Linked DNA regions of Mus musculus: region 2 is linked to region 1. A link is a loop called in an ENCODE intact Hi-C map of the cell type or tissue named here. Cell type or tissue: gastrocnemius. All regions are shown on one strand.

What was found. Peaks named below come from ENCODE experiments on the same cell type or tissue, not always from the same donor. Only the 100,000 strongest peaks of a DNase experiment are listed, where the experiment ranks them.
Region 2: a loop joins it to region 1, with 2.1 times the contacts of the local background. A loop is called at or near these places in 2 of 42 quality-filtered maps.

Annotation. Positions count from the first base shown.
Region 1 is chr7:19,085,757-19,093,756 of GRCm38, forward strand. Dmpk (dystrophia myotonica-protein kinase) reads left to right here. Exons shown (of 15, transcript NM_001379257.1): 2 at 230-321; 3 at 576-659; 4 at 733-828; 5 at 1,137-1,285; 6 at 1,484-1,577; 7 at 1,738-1,944; 8 at 2,245-2,508; 9 at 3,155-3,240; 10 at 5,173-5,284; 11 at 5,925-6,088; 12 at 6,183-6,280; 13 at 6,452-6,498; 14 at 6,791-6,876; 15 at 7,194-8,000. The coding sequence ends at 7,353. Mir3100 (microRNA 3100) reads left to right here and starts at 1,072; the gene lies at 1,072-1,136. In gastrocnemius, CTCF peaks have their summits at 3,265 (motif pointing left) and 7,537 (motif pointing left); DNase peaks (open chromatin) are centred at 3,245, 6,857, 7,227, 7,538 and 1 more place; H3K4me3 peaks cover 2,194 bases; H3K27ac peaks cover 2,678 bases.
Region 2 is chr7:19,001,852-19,009,851 of GRCm38, forward strand. Irf2bp1 (interferon regulatory factor 2 binding protein 1) reads left to right here and starts at 2,207. Exons shown (of 1, transcript NM_178757.4): 1 at 2,207-4,912. The coding sequence starts at 2,586. The coding sequence ends at 4,340. In gastrocnemius, a CTCF peak has its summit at 4,814 (motif pointing right); DNase peaks (open chromatin) are centred at 1,117, 2,184, 3,021, 3,638 and 4 more places; H3K4me3 peaks cover 4,367 bases; H3K27ac peaks cover 3,305 bases.

The DNA.
Region 1 (8,000 bases):
CATCACATGGGAGTGAAAGGCCTGATGCGCCAGCTTCTCCCACTGCCTCCCTTTCTGCCCTGCAACCCTGTGGAAACAGGCAGTTCTGGGTCCCACAAACATCACAGAGGTTTTGAAAGCAGAATCCTAAAGCCGATTTAAGGGGCAGAAGGAAGGAGGCTATAAAGTCACTACCCTTACCGCTAGTGTTCTGATGACCCTTGGTTCTTCTTCCCCCACCCCCGCCCAGTGGAGCCCATTGCAGCAAGGCTTAAGGAGGTCCGACTGCAGAGGGATGATTTTGAGATTTTGAAGGTGATCGGGCGTGGGGCGTTCAGCGAGGTGAGTCTTCAGTGGCCTGGGAATGGAACTTTACTTGATGTGGGTGGGGCATAACAGCTGGGGCAGAGCCTTAAAAATTGATGAATGAGCTTGAATTTAAGGCTGGAGGGGTGGGGGCGGAGCTTGTGGTCAGTGGGCGGTGTGCACGTGAGGGCGGGGCTAAGGTTGGGTGGAGATAAGGGTGGAGTCCTGTCTGGGTGAGCCTTGCTGGTTTTCCCTGCCACCTCTTGCTGTCATCTCGGTTCCGTATTTAGGTAGCGGTGGTGAAGATGAAACAGACGGGCCAAGTGTATGCCATGAAGATTATGAATAAGTGGGACATGCTGAAGAGAGGCGAGGTGAGGGCCAGGGATTAGGGCAGCGCCCTCATCTCTCCAACTCACCTCCTGTAGCTTCTCTCCTACCTCACAGGTGTCGTGCTTCCGGGAAGAAAGGGATGTATTAGTGAAAGGGGACCGGCGCTGGATCACACAGCTGCACTTTGCCTTCCAGGATGAGAACTACCTGGTAAGCTCCGGGTTCAGGTGACTAGGAAAGAGTGACAGTTACATCGCCCCAAGTCAAGAAGGCTGGAGAAGGGAGAAGCTGCTGTAGATCGGGGGGGTGGGGGTGGGGGGGACACACACAGGGGATGGGGGACGGGGGTAGGATTGTGTCTCAAGTATAGGAGAGACCTTCCTTGAGACAGGAGTGATATCTGGTTTGGCCTTTGGATGGGGCGCTCTCTCACTGTGCGGGGGTCCTCTGTGCTTGGGAACGGGGTGTCTTTGGGAGTCTTGGGGGCTACCAAACCCCTGTGACACACCCGCTCCCAGTACCTGGTCATGGAATACTACGTGGGCGGGGACCTGCTAACGCTGCTGAGCAAGTTTGGGGAGCGGATCCCCGCCGAGATGGCTCGCTTCTACCTGGCCGAGATTGTCATGGCCATAGACTCCGTGCACCGGCTGGGCTACGTGCACAGGTGGGCGTGGCGGGGCCCTTGGAGGGTTAGCAGAATTTGTGTGGGAAGGAAGGGTACCTGAAGGTCAGATCCCATTGGGGACAGAATCGGGGTCTAGAATTGTAGAATCCTGGGTGGGGTGGAAGTGGATCGAGCTGACGGGCCCTAAGAGGGAAGGTTTTCAAGAAAGCACACTTTCCCTCTTCTCTCTATGCACAGGGACATCAAACCAGATAACATTCTGCTGGACCGATGTGGGCACATTCGCCTGGCAGACTTCGGCTCCTGCCTCAAACTGCAGCCTGATGGAATGGTAAGAAGAGCCTGGCGAAACTCTCCTCATTGGTGAAGGACCGGATTAGGGGGCGGGGCTGGGTTGAGGAGCAGGAGGGGAGCTTGGTCTGGGATGTCCTGCGCACCATATTTGGACAGTCAAGGGAAAGGTTTTAAGCATTCAGGTCTGATTGGCACAGGTGAGGTCGCTGGTGGCTGTGGGCACCCCGGACTACCTGTCTCCTGAGATTCTGCAGGCCGTTGGTGGAGGGCCTGGGGCAGGCAGCTACGGGCCAGAGTGTGACTGGTGGGCACTGGGCGTGTTCGCCTATGAGATGTTCTATGGGCAGACCCCCTTCTACGCGGACTCCACAGCCGAGACATATGCCAAGATTGTGCACTACAGGGTGAGCACAAGCACCATGCAGGGGGGCTGACTTAGTGGCTTGTGCTCCCAGACTGTCTTTTTTAAAAGATATTTATTTATATGTGTGTGTTTTCTGTGTATGTATATCTGTGCACTGAGTAGGTGTGCGAAGGTCAGAGGGCATGGGATCCCCTGGAACTGGAGTCACAGACTATTGTGTGCTGCCATGCTGAGTGCTGGGAAACAGAACCTTGATCACTCTGCAAGAGCAGCCAGTGCACTGAAACGACAGAGCCAGCTCTGCAGCCCAGGGCTAACTGTTGCTTTTCTTTCTAAATAGGAACACTTGTCGCTGCCGCTGGCAGACACAGTTGTCCCCGAGGAAGCTCAGGACCTCATTCGTGGGCTGCTGTGTCCTGCTGAGATAAGGCTAGGTCGAGGTGGGGCAGGTGATTTCCAGAAACATCCTTTCTTCTTTGGCCTTGATTGGGAGGGTCTCCGAGACAGTGTACCCCCCTTTACACCAGACTTCGAGGGTGCCACGGACACATGCAATTTCGATGTGGTGGAGGACCGGCTCACTGCCATGGTGAGCGGGGGCGGGGTACGTACCTGCAGTTCCTGATCCGTTGAGGGGACTTCCCTAGCCTCTTCCATAAAATTGGGGTGATTGGCCAGGTGTGGTGGTGCATACCTTTAATCGTAGAACTTCATAGGCAGAGGCAGGTGGCTCTCTGGTAAATCAAGGCCATCTTGGTCTACATAGTGACTTCTAGGCCAGTCAGGAGTGAGATCCTCCCTTGAAAAATAAAAAAGGGGGTGTTGACCTTCCTGGGTCCCAAATTATTATCCTAGAGCACTGCTATGTATCCACTCAGGTATGAGGACACACAGGTGACCAGTCCCAAAGACAGTGAGTGAGGCCTCACTCTTGGCAGTACTAAAATTGATTGTAGGGGGCTGGGCTCTTGACCCAGCCTGGAAAGTGCTGGAGGGCTTCCTGGAGGAGGAGACTAGCTGAGCCCAGAAGGATGCAGGAGATCCTTTCTCGGGTGAGTGCTCTCAGCATTTTAACAAGCTCTAGGCCCTGCAGAGAGAAGTCTGGTGTGGGCAGAGCCCCAATAGAAAGCAACAAGATAGAAGAGAAAATGGTGGAGTTTGTTAGTGGGGGCAGTTATGCCGTGAACATAGAGGGGCGAAGGGCCATCTCGGATAACTGCTAGCCACAAGAGCCCTGTCTGTCTTCCTAGGAGACGCTGTCAGACATGCAGGAAGACATGCCCCTTGGGGTGCGCCTGCCCTTCGTGGGCTACTCCTACTGCTGCATGGCCTTCAGGTGAGCACGACTGCCCCCTGCTGGGGCCTGTGTGCAGGCCCACCACAGCCACTCAATTGAAGGCTCAGTCTTCAAACCAAGTATTCCTAGGAGCTGTCTAAGTTAGGCTTTCTGCTGCTGCGATGAACCCTGACTAAAAGCAAGCTGGGGAGGAAAAGGCTTATCGGGCTTACGTTTCCACATGGGAGCCCATCACTGAAGGAAGCCAGGACAGGAACTCACAGCGGGGCAGGAACGTGGAGCTGATGCAGAGGCAATGGAGGGGAGCTGCTTACTGACTTGATCCTTATGTCTTCCTCAGCCTGTTTCCTTGTAGAGCCCAGGACCACCAGGCCAGTGAGGGCTCCACTCACAATGGGCTGAGCTCTCATCTATGATCACTAGTTATGAAAATGCCCGATAGGCTTGCCTGCAGCTTCAGTTTTTGAGGCACTTTCCTTCCTTCCTTCCTTCCTTCCTTCCTTCCTTCCTTCCTTTCTTTCTTTCTTTCTTTCTTTCTTTCTTTCTTTCTTTCTTTCTTTCTTTCTTTCTTTCTTAGTCTTTTAGAGACAGGGTCTTTCTATGTAGCTCTGGCTGTCTTGGAATTCATTCTGTAGACCAGGCTGGTCTTATTTATTTATTTTATGTATGTGAGTCCACTATCACTGTCCTCAGACACACCAGAAGAGGGCATCAGATCCCATTACAGATGGCTGTGAGCCACCATGTGGTTGCTGGGAATTGAACTCAGGACCTCTGGAAGAGCAGCCAGTGCTCCTGCCCTGTAGAGGCATTTTCTTCATGAAGGCTGTCTCCTCTCTGATGACTTGATGACTCTAGCTTGTTGTGTCAAGTGGACATAAGACTAGGAAAGCAGCTACACATGCACTTTGTTTATTTTTGTTTTGCTTTTTGAGACTGGGTCTCTCCATCTCATAGCTCTGGCCATCCTGCCTGGTGACATTCCAGTCCAGTTGTATAACCTAAGAATCTGAGACTCAGCCTTGCAGAATCCTGCTATTAACGGGTCTAGGACACTCCATAGAATCCAGGATCTTAGAAAAACAAACCTGAAGTGTGACAGTTTATTTTAAGAACACAATTGGAGCACATAACAATAATACAACTTTTCAGTTTTAAAAAGTTTTCTGTCTTGTTTTTTGAGGCAGGAGCTCCTTAATATAGTCTAAGCCGCCCTGCGAGTGCTGTGATTGATGGGCATGTACCACCATGCCTAGTCAATAAAGCCTTTAAAAAGCATCCGTTATGCTGGCTGTGGTGCCACAAACCTGTAATCCCAGCACTTAGAAGGTAGAGGCAAGATTATCAGAAATTCAAGGCCATCCTGGGCTATACAGTAATCTAAGGCTAGCCTGGTCTACAAGAGACTCTGTCTAAAGAAACAAAAGATAAATAGCACCCACTATTGCTAGGCAATATAACCCTATAACCCCACCATTGAGGAGGCTGAGGCTGGAGCATCACTGCAAATTTGAGGCCAGGATGGTCAACAAATAAGTCCCAGAGCTGGCATAGAGGAACTCTGTCTCAACAATAAAGAGAACTTATCTAGCATTTATGAGGGTAAATAAAAATTTACCATTGCCACAAAAAATGTAAATGAAGAGACTGCTTTTAGGAGTGAACTGGGAAGCAGGGAACACTTAGAGGATGCTCACTCACACAGGTATCCACCATCAGGCATGCCTCAGGCCTGCACAGGGAAGGACAACTTGTTTCATGATTTGCAAGCAGCATCCCATGCTCCTTAGAGCGGGTTGGGCCCAGCCCACCCTCTGTGGAGTTATCGCTCAGCCAGGCAGCAAGGCAGCCAAGGTGCTGAGGCCCTGGCAGTCTGCTCTCTTCTCTGCTCTGAACCTCCTTTAGCTTTAGCCTAGGAGCCTGGCCTGGTGCCCACAGGCTAGGGAGTCCCTAGCCTCTTCCTCTTCTCAGAGACAATCAGGTCCCGGACCCCACCCCTATGGAACTAGAGGCCCTGCAGTTGCCTGTGTCAGACTTGCAAGGGCTTGACTTGCAGCCCCCAGTGTCCCCACCGGATCAAGTGGTGAGTAGACTGAGAGGTGGGCAAAGCTTCCTGGGTGGGTGTACCTGCAGTGCCAACTGCCAGGCTGTTAATTCAGTAGGACACTGTCCCCAACTGGCCCAACTGCACATCCTGTAGTCAGGAGGCACAGGCAGAAAAATCCCAAATTCAAGGCTTGCTCCCGTTATGTAATGAGATCCTGTCTTGGAGTAAAAAACAAAGAAGAGAACTAGGGATAGCTCAGAGGTAGATGCTCTCCTGGCATGGGGGTGGGGTCAGAAAGCAACACCAACCGGGGCCTGGGAGGGAGGGACTGCCAACCACCTGGAGGAGTCTGGGGTAGACTTGGTGAACAAAGTTCAGAGGCCATCAGGTGGGATGCTGGTTTCTTAAAAGCCACAGATAGGTGGGTAGCATTGGAAAGAGGAGTGGGGGGTTGCAGAAAGTGACAAGACACAAACTGGGGAGGCCTAAGGGTAAAGCCAGGGTTGTCTGAAGCACTGTGGAGCTGGGAGGAACACGCTAAACTTCTGACTTCAGCCCTTCAGTTCCCCTGTTGACTACACTGTCCCCAGGGACCCAGGGATGGGGAGAGGTGGACGGGGGAGGGAAGTACGGGACTGATCCAGCTCCAGGTCCCAACTCTGATCCCCACCGACAGGCTGAAGAGGCTGACCTAGTGGCTGTCCCTGCCCCTGTGGCTGAGGCAGAGACCACGGTAACGCTGCAGCAGCTCCAGGAAGCCCTGGAAGAAGAGGTTCTCACCCGGCAGAGCCTGAGCCGCGAGCTGGAGGCCATCCGGACCGCCAACCAGAACTTCTCCAGGTCAGGGTCACAGTGCTGGGGTGAGGGGAGAGGAGAGCAGCAACCCTCGCAGTCTCCTCACCGATAGGTCGGCTCACTCCCCTATCTTTCCCAGCCAACTACAGGAGGCCGAGGTCCGAAACCGAGACCTGGAGGCGCATGTTCGGCAGCTACAGGAACGGATGGAGATGCTGCAGGCCCCAGGAGCCGCAGGCGAGTCCCTCACCTGCTTCCAGCCAAGGGGGCACTGGGTGGAGATGGGGGGCATGTTGGGTGTGTGAACCCTCGGGGCAGGGGAGGAGTCCAGGCTGGGGCACCGCAGCCGCGCCACTGCCTTTCTCCTCCATCCTCCACACTCCATACACCTCTCTCTTCTCCTTCCAGCCATCACGGGGGTCCCCAGTCCCCGGGCCACGGATCCACCTTCCCATGTAAGACCCCTCTCTCCCCTCCCCGATCCCCATCTTAGATATGCTACCCACAGCCCTTCTCCCGTCCACGTTTAGGGTCCATTCTCCTTGGGGGTTCCAGAAGAAAGCTGCCCTTCACTCATCCATTCAGCATGCACTATCTACCAGCTCTCCCTCGTTTCAGGCTTCTCGCCAAATCCTCCCCAAGGGAACTCCCTATACTCCCGTTCTGGCCTCGACTAGATTCCCGCACTGCCTCTCGCCCTGCTGCTGGGCTCCGATCGGGTCACCTGTCCCTTCTCTCTCCAGCTAGATGGCCCCCCGGCCGTGGCTGTGGGCCAGTGCCCGCTGGTGGGGCCAGGCCCCATGCACCGCCGTCACCTGCTGCTCCCTGCCAGGGTATGTCCCACGTCCGCCCACCACGGGCCTCTGCCTAGCTCTGCCCACTGAGTGTCACCACTGCTTGCTGTGCCTCTGTGGAGCTCGGCCCACCGCAGGGAGGGGGGGTATTCGGGCGGCCAATCAACACAGGCTGCTGCTAAGTAGCCAATGACGAGTTCCAACAGGAGCTCTTTCTTGCGAGCAGACCAACTTTAGCTGCGGGCTGTGGGGACCAGAGATGCGCTCAGAGGCCCATCTATGGGTATAGGCTGGGCGGCTCCCAGGAGCCAGTGGGCCCCTGTAGCCTAGTGCTAATCCAACCTTCTCTCCTGCAGATCCCTAGGCCTGGCCTATCCGAGGCGCGTTGCCTGCTCCTGTTCGCCGCTGCTCTGGCTGCTGCCGCCACACTGGGCTGCACTGGGTTGGTGGCCTATACCGGCGGTCTCACCCCAGTCTGGTGTTTCCCGGGAGCCACCTTCGCCCCCTGAACCCTAAGACTCCAAGCCATCTTTCATTTAGGCCTCCTAGGAAGGTCGAGCGACCAGGGAGCGACCCAAAGCGTCTCTGTGCCCATCGCGCCCCCCCCCCCCCCCCACCGCTCCGCTCCACACTTCTGTGAGCCTGGGTCCCCACCCAGCTCCGCTCCTGTGATCCAGGCCTGCCACCTGGCGGCCGGGGAGGGAGGAACAGGGCTCGTGCCCAGCACCCCTGGTTCCTGCAGAGCTGGTAGCCACCGCTGCTGCAGCAGCTGGGCATTCGCCGACCTTGCTTTACTCAGCCCCGACGTGGATGGGCAAACTGCTCAGCTCATCCGATTTCACTTTTTCACTCTCCCAGCCATCAGTTACAAGCCATAAGCATGAGCCCCCTATTTCCAGGGACATCCCATTCCCATAGTGATGGATCAGCAAGACCTCTGCCAGCACACACGGAGTCTTTGGCTTCGGACAGCCTCACTCCTGGGGGTTGCTGCAACTCCTTCCCCGTGTACACGTCTGCACTCTAACAACGGAGCCACAGCTGCACTCCCCCCTCCCCCAAAGCAGTGTGGGTATTTATTGATCTTGTTATCTGACTCACTGACAGACTCCGGGACCCACGTTTTAGATGCATTGAGACTCGACATTCCTCGGTATTTATTG
Region 2 (8,000 bases), 84 kb before region 1:
GCAGGTGATTGCCCCTCTAAAAGCCTTAACTAACCCTGGTGCAGAAGCACACACTTGAAGGTTGCAACAAACAGAGTTTATCTAGGTCTGTTAAGAGCAGTTCAATAAAGTAATTGGGTAGTTAACTCAGGCAAGGACAGAGACGGGGCAGAACGAAAAATAGGCTTTTACAGCCTTAAAGAGCCTATCAAGGGATCATGGCTCATACTTGCCATTCCTGTACTAGGGAGGCTTGCTGTGAGTTCAAGGCTAACCTGTGCTTCAGAGACCTATCGTTAGAAAAAGGAAAAATAAATAAAGCCAGGCATGGTTAATGTATTTTTGAAATCTCAGCCCCCAGGAGGTTAAGGAAGGAGGACCCAGAGCTCAGGCCAGCCAGCCTGGACCACCTAGTGAGGCCCAGTTTCAAAATTAAAAATACAGGCTGGTAGTACATCTCAGCACTAGAGCACTTAGCATAAGGCCCTGGATTCCATCCCAGTACCACGTATAAGCAGGAGAAAGTAAATAAACAGTAGTACAGGAAACCTATGGTTGTGAACATAGTATCTCCCAGGAAACGATAAAAATAGGCAATTTGTTTAAGGGAGAAGTGTTAAAACAGTAATGCAGGTGGTAGTTAAATTGTAACGCTGAAATAGAAAGCCAGGGCTGCTGTGACTACTCTGGGGTGGGGGTGAGAAAACCACCAAGCCTCCACTAAGTGCAAACCTGGAAGAACGCAAAGAAGACACTGGGGGGGGGGGGGGGAATTGAGACCACCAGCGGGGATCCAGGCCAAGTGAGGGGAAAGGGCTGATGTGAGCTAGGTCCTGGAGACATATGTCGCTTCTCCTAGCTCCCCCCACCCCCCCAAAAAAGCTAAAAACATGGGGTGCCCACAGCCGATTGGGCCCACCAGGCCATTAAGCACTTGGAGGTTTGGGGTTGCCCTTCCCAGCAATCTCCTCTTGGCTTCCTCATTCCAAATATAAGAGTAATAAGAGCCCCCTAACCTGGGGGGTGGGGGTGGAGGGAGAGGGCGAAATTCCCTGCTAGCAAGGGGGGGGGGCAAGAATCGGGAAGGCCTTCCCCCCCCAAGCTTCCAAGCAGAGGAAGTACGTCAGTGCGTCCATCTCGCAGAGCATTTTGGGAATTGTAGTGAAATTGGAGGTGTACCGAGAAGCCAACTCTGTAACCCTTTAGAGACCAAATACGTGCACAGCTGGAGCAGAATTGGCAGGCTCAGAGAACGTTCTTTAGCAGATGAGGAAACTAAGGCAGCCGCCTGGCTCGGAAGCCTACAGTCTTATCATCCTGTAGCCTCTGGGCCGCCCTTGAGGCTAGTACCTAAGACACTGGGAAGGACAAACTGCCAAGTAGACACTACTCTCCAAGAGTTGCCTGAAACCATCCCCTTGAAACCGTCCAATCAGAGCCTCTCCGCCCCAATTCCCCCAAAGCTGCTGCCTTTCTAACCGGTTATTGGCCCTTCTTGAAGGGGCGGGATTCTAAGAGAGGGCAAGACTCTTCTAGAACTGCTCAGCAAATCAGAGCAGAAACTGCTTTCCGGCTTCTGGGTATGGTGTCGGGACTGTAAACCCACAAGGAGGCTGAAGCAGGGAGATTGCAGCAAGTTTGAGGCCAGCCTAGACTACATAGGCTAGCCTTCTAGGCCAACCTGAGCTAAAGAATAAATCTAAGTCTTAAGAAAGAAAGAGGGGGGGCTGGTGAGATGGCTCAGTGGGTAAGAGCACCCGACTGCTCTTCCGAAGGTCAGGAGTTCAAATCCCAGCAACCACATGGTGGCTCACAACCATCCGTAACGAGATCTGACTCCCTCTTCTGGAGTGTCTGAGGACAGCTGCAGTGTACTTACATATAATAAATAAATAAATAAATAAATCTAAAAAAAAAAAAAAAAGATTGTTTAAAAAAAAAAAAAAGAAAGAAAGAGGGGGCGGGGAAAGGGGGGAAATTGCATCCACAGCAACTTGGCCACCCGAGCATTTATGAAACCATTACCCACTCCATGGACCCTGTGTGCGAACCCCAGCTTCCTGGCGAGGCACAGTGAAAATTAAGCACCCAGACCAGCGCGCGCCCTCTTTTCCCGCCACTGCTTTCTACCCAGTCCCCTTTAAGAAGCAGCCCCGACGGGACTACATTTCCCAGAAGGCTTTGCCCGCGCGTTATGTAACTTTCCCTGCGAAGCGGCCTCTGGGGCAGAAGAAGGAGGTGGAGGCGACGGCGGCCGTTGCAGCGGCGTCGGCGGCGCGAGCGGAGCGGCGGGAGCCTGGGGCGGCGGCGCCCGAGGCCCATCGAGGAGCTGGAGCTGTGCATCGCGGCTCACGGCGCGGACCGGACGGGGGCGCCGACGTGCGTGCTCGTGGCTTGCCTTTTCCACCGGAGGCGGGAGTGAGAGAGAGAGGAAAAAAAAGGCTGAGGGCCCAGGGGGCGGGGAAGGGGGGCCGGGCCTGAATCCGGCGGGGAGGCCGAGCCCGAGGCCGGATTGAGCGGCTCGCGCGCCCGTCCCGGGGCACGGCGGAGCGAACGTGGGCGGCGGGTGCACAGCAGGGGCACCTGGCGGCGTTCCGGGGGGCGCCATGGCGTCCGTGCAAGCGTCCCGCCGCCAGTGGTGCTACCTGTGCGACCTGCCCAAGATGCCGTGGGCCATGGTGTGGGACTTCAGCGAGGCTGTGTGCCGCGGGTGCGTGAATTTCGAGGGCGCGGACCGCATCGAGCTGCTCATCGACGCCGCCCGCCAGCTCAAGCGCAGCCACGTGCTCCCCGAGGGCCGCTCGCCCGGACCCCCGGCTCTCAAGCACCCGACTTCCAAGGACCTAGCCTCCACGGGCTCCCAGGGCTCCCAGTTGCCACCCCCGCAGGCCCAGGCGCAGCCATCGGGGACCGGCGGTAGCGTCTCAGGCCCGGACCGCTATGACAGGGCTACTTCATCCAGCCGCCTGGCGCTGCCTTCGCCGGCTTTGGAGTACACCCTGGGGTCCCGCTTGGCCAACGGGCTGGGCCGCGAGGAGGCCGTGGCGGAAGGGGCACGCAGGGCTTTGCTTGGCTCCATCCCCAGCTTGATGCCCCCCGGGCTGCTGGCAGCTGCAGTGTCTGGCCTTGGAGGCCGAGCTCTGACGCTGGCACCTGGCTTAAGCCCCGCTCGTCCACTTTTCGGCTCCGATTTCGAGAAGGAGAAGCAGCAGAGGAATGCGGACTGCTTGGCAGAACTGAACGAGGCCATGCGGGGCCGGGCGGAGGAGTGGCATGGGCGTCCCAAGGCTGTAAGGGAACAGCTACTGGCTCTGTCCGCCTGTGCCCCTTTCAATGTTCGATTCAAGAAGGACCACGGGCTGGTGGGACGGGTGTTCGCCTTTGATGCCACTGCCCGCCCTCCGGGCTATGAGTTCGAGCTGAAGCTCTTCACCGAATACCCCTGTGGTTCTGGCAATGTTTACGCGGGGGTCCTTGCAGTGGCTCGCCAGATGTTTCATGATGCTCTTCGAGAGCCAGGGAAGGCCCTGGCCTCATCGGGCTTCAAGTACCTCGAGTATGAACGGCGCCATGGTTCAGGGGAATGGCGCCAGTTAGGAGAGCTGCTTACGGATGGGGTCCGCAGCTTCCGAGAGCCTGCTCCTGCGGAGGCCCTGCCCCAGCAGTACCCAGAACCGGCCCCTGCTGCTCTGTGTGGCCCACCTCCAAGAGCCCCATCCCGAAACCTGGCGCCCACTCCACGCCGTCGCAAAGCATCCCCTGAGCCCGAGGGCGAGACAGCTGGGAAGATGACCACGGAGGAGCAGCAACAGCGGCACTGGGTGGCGCCAGGCGGTCCATACTCTTCAGAGACCCCTGGTGTGCCCTCACCTATTGCTGCCCTCAAGAATGTGGCCGAGGCTCTGGGCCACTCACCCAAGGACCCTGGTGGGGGTGGAGGCTCTGTCCGCGCAGGGGGTGCTAGCCCCGCGGCTTCCTCCACAACCCAACCACCGGCCCAGCATCGTTTGGTGGCACGCAATGGAGAGGCAGAAGTCAGCCCCACTGCCGGGGCTGAAGCTGTCAGCGGGGGTGGTAGCGGCACAGGGGCGACCCCTGGAGCCCCCTTGTGCTGTACCCTGTGCAGAGAAAGGCTGGAAGACACCCACTTCGTGCAGTGTCCCTCGGTACCCGGACACAAGTTCTGCTTTCCTTGCTCCCGAGAGTTTATCAAGGCACAGGGCCCAGCCGGAGAGGTGTACTGCCCCAGTGGAGACAAATGTCCACTGGTGGGTTCCTCTGTCCCCTGGGCCTTCATGCAGGGCGAGATCGCTACTATTCTTGCTGGTGACATCAAGGTCAAGAAAGAAAGAGACCCCTAGGCTGCCACTGCCAGGCTTCTTTCCCCTCCCCCTTAACCATCACCGCATCTGCGGATAAATTATTCCCTACCGCACCCAACCCTGTACCACCCTAACCTATGTATATACCCTTTCCTCTGCCCAGATGGGTCCCCTGGGGTAGATACATTGTGGGTGGGGGGAGAGAGCTTGTGGCTCCTGTCAGAGAGGGTGTTTGGGGTTCCTGGGCCCCTCCTTTCTTTTTCCTTTCTTGGCTTGGCTTTCCTGCTGTTGGTAGTTGGGTGAGAGGTACCCCGCGTGTCCTTGAGAAGGGACCTCCTGAGAACTCGCTCTTTATAAACGAAGCAAAAGCATTTTATTGTTCCCCCTCTCCCACCCTTTTCCTCCTTCAATAAACTGAGAGATGGGTTGTTCTTTTTCCCCCTTCTTGTTCCCTTTAGTTTTTATGAGATGCTGCGCCCCCTTCGGGATTGGACTTGTCCTGCGCGCAAGAGGACTTCTGCGTTGTGACCACTAGGTGGTGCCTTTTGTCCAGTGGGCTGCTGTTTGTAGTAGTGTACATTTGCTGTGCTCTAATTAAAGGTGTAGTCGAGGCCGGTTTTGCAGACGATGGTACTGAGATTCTGACAGGGCTTGGCTCCTGCACGGCGATCACAAACTTGAGAGTAGGTTTGCACTACAGCTGGCCCTCTGAATGCAGAGACATCAGAGGAGGGAAAAGAAGTAGGAAGTGTTCTAGAGGTAGTTTACTTGGAGATATTTCTAGGGGCACTGTCCATGGAAAGAGTGAGTTGAACCTTCCTGGGTAAATGTATATGGGAGCAGGATGGTACCTTCTTGCTTCATATAGTGCCCAAGAGATGGACACACCTGAGAAACCTGAACTGGGCTCACGCCCTTCATCTGGGGACAGTGGCTATCACCCTAAAACACTTAGGAGCTAAGTAAAAGGCTCCCGCCCACCGCGGCTGCTTCTGATGTGTGTGCGGCCTTGTCCCGCACCTGTCCTGGGTGACTGATCATTAACCAGGATTTCCTGCCCGCTGGCGTCATGGGGGTGGGGTCTGGGGCCTAGGCAGACTATGGCAAAACAGGGGTTAAAAGGAGGGGGTGGCCCCAGCAGTCACATCCTGGCCCCCACTTGAGACCCTGACATGGAGATTCCGGGAAGGGATACAATGGTAAGCCAACGAGACAGTGTCCAGTGAGAACCAGCGACCCAAGGGTGTCCCTGATCTCCTCTCCAGGTGTCTCCTCACTGCCTTGTGCCCCTCATTCACCTGAAGACAGACATGGCCCCAGCTCTCTGCAGGATCTTGAGTAATGTTTCCCCCACCCCAGTAGGGAGCACATACCTGCTCAGGCAACCCAACCCAAGCACCAGCCTAGGCTCAGGGCAGGGCTGGGAAAACTATCCCTGATTAAATACGCCAGGTGATAAACAGGAGCAGGGGTGGTGCTGGAGAGAGCACCCCTCCCTCAGAGGACTCCCTGTTTGATCCAGGGCTGCAGACCCAAGCACCCTCTCTTCCCCCTCCCCCTAAATCCTCAGGACTAGAGGCCTCCTCACACCTGGCCACCTTGCTCCAGGAAGGGCTCACAGCTGTGGAAGACACCTGGTCCTTTAAGAGCAGCTGGTAGGTGGGGGCGGGGGGCAGGGGAGTCACCCCCAGCCTGGCTGCTGTGTATTTTAGATAGAGGTTGGGTTAACTATTAACAGAACAGACAGCCTGACCTGTGTGGGTGTTGGGGGGGGGGGAATGGGTCAGTTCCCCTTCCCCCAGTACCCAGGTGGGGTTAGGGTGGAAGGATTTGGGGACCAGAGAGTAGGCAGAAAGACTAAGGAATATGCTGCAGAGACGTCCTGAAAAATGTGGGAAACCACAGAAGTAGGGAAGAGAGGAGCAAGTGGCCAGTTGGTGAGGGCTGGGAGTGGGGCTCAGTGATAGAACCCTGGCCTAGAGGGCCAGTGAAGGCCTGAGTGTGTGACTCAGTGGCAGAGGGTTTGCCTAAGGTCTACAGTAAAGAGCTGGGGGTGTGGTTCAGTGGTAGAGCCCCTGCCTAAGCATCTGGAAGAGTGTGGGTTCCATCCCCAACACCACAAAAGCCTTTTTAAAATTCTATGTCCAGTGCTGTTTCATCTACATGTGTCTGTGTGATGATGTCAGATCCCCTGCCGTGTGGGTACTGGGAACTGAACCTGGGTTCTCTTAACCCCTAAGCCATCACTCCAGCCCCACAAACGCTTGTCCAGAGAGGCATGGAAAACAGAGAAGCTCGAAAGTGAGGCAAAAATTGAGGAAAACAGAGGAGGAGTGAGTTTAATGGAGGCATGTCCAGAAAGGTCGAGGAAGGGGATGTACAAGCTGGGAGACAGAATGATGCCCACAGTCCCGGCACTCAGGACACCGAGGCAGAAAGTGGGCACAAGTTCCTGGCTGGACTGGGCAGCATGGAACAGCCCATCTCAGAAAGCAAACAAAGATGGAGAAGAAAAAAAGCAGGTGAGGACAAGGGAAGATTTAATGACTGCCTCACTCCTGCACTGTGAGCCCCCAGACGGGAAAGCCCGGGCTGCTACACTGTACCCTCAGCATCACCCAGCCCAGAGTTAGTCTAAGGGATGCATAAATAAACAGGATCCTTAACCCTCAGTAAAAATGGCTCAGCCACCATGGGGTGACAAGTCCCGGGTCAGATGCTACAGTTTATAGAGTTGTGAATGCAGCCTCTGTTTCCAGAAATGACTGTTCAAATGAGAGACACGGACCCTTAAACCATGGCAGCCACAGGAGCTCAAGTCATAAGAAAAGACAGGCCAGGCAAAGGCACGTTGCTATTTTAGAAAGGGTTCGCTGAGAACCAAAGGAAAGAAAGGAGCATGTCAAGAGAGATGAGAATGGCTCACATGTGCAAAGGTCCTGTGGTAGTAACCTGCTTGCTTCCTCACCAAAGCAGCCATGAGCCAGAGCAAGTCCTATGGGGAGAGGCCACCTAAGGATCTTAGGACAACCAGGTACAACAGATGCAGACAGACAGTAACGTGGAGAAGTCCTGTCCTACAACTTTCTCCACCAGGAAAGCCCCTCAGACCCTGGAAAAAGGATTCTAGGTTCCCCTGTATGCCTGCCCATGCCCTGCCCACTCACACCTTGGGCAGAGGAAGCTGGCAGGCCCCCACAGGAACCTTTGTGTGTGGAGGGGTGTCAGTGAATAGAGGCGAGGCGGGTAGCAGGAACGAAAAGAGGAGTGTCGAGCAGGCAGGCCTCGGGCTGCGGCTACACAAAGGCCCCAGTGTCTGCCCCTCCTGCCCCCATACAGATATAAATAAGATGTGCATATACCTTTTTATATATACCAGCGGGCTGGGGCAGAGGCTGGGGGCCCACTCTGTCCCTGAAGGGCCAAGGCACAGCACAGTCTGCCACTGTGGCCAAGACTTGAACCAACTGAGAAGGTGGGAGAAGATTCCATGGTAAAAAGCAGCTTGGGAGCCCAGAGTTGGGAAATGACACAATAAAGTGATTCTGAAGTTGCAGACACAAACTGGGCTGGCAAGAAGGAAAGGATGGAGAAAGACCGACAGCAGAATCAAGAGATGGCAGGGAAAGCCGGAGCCACGGAAACACGGGCAAAAGGAAGTATGTACAGAAAGATACCAAGAGATTAAAATACAGGGAG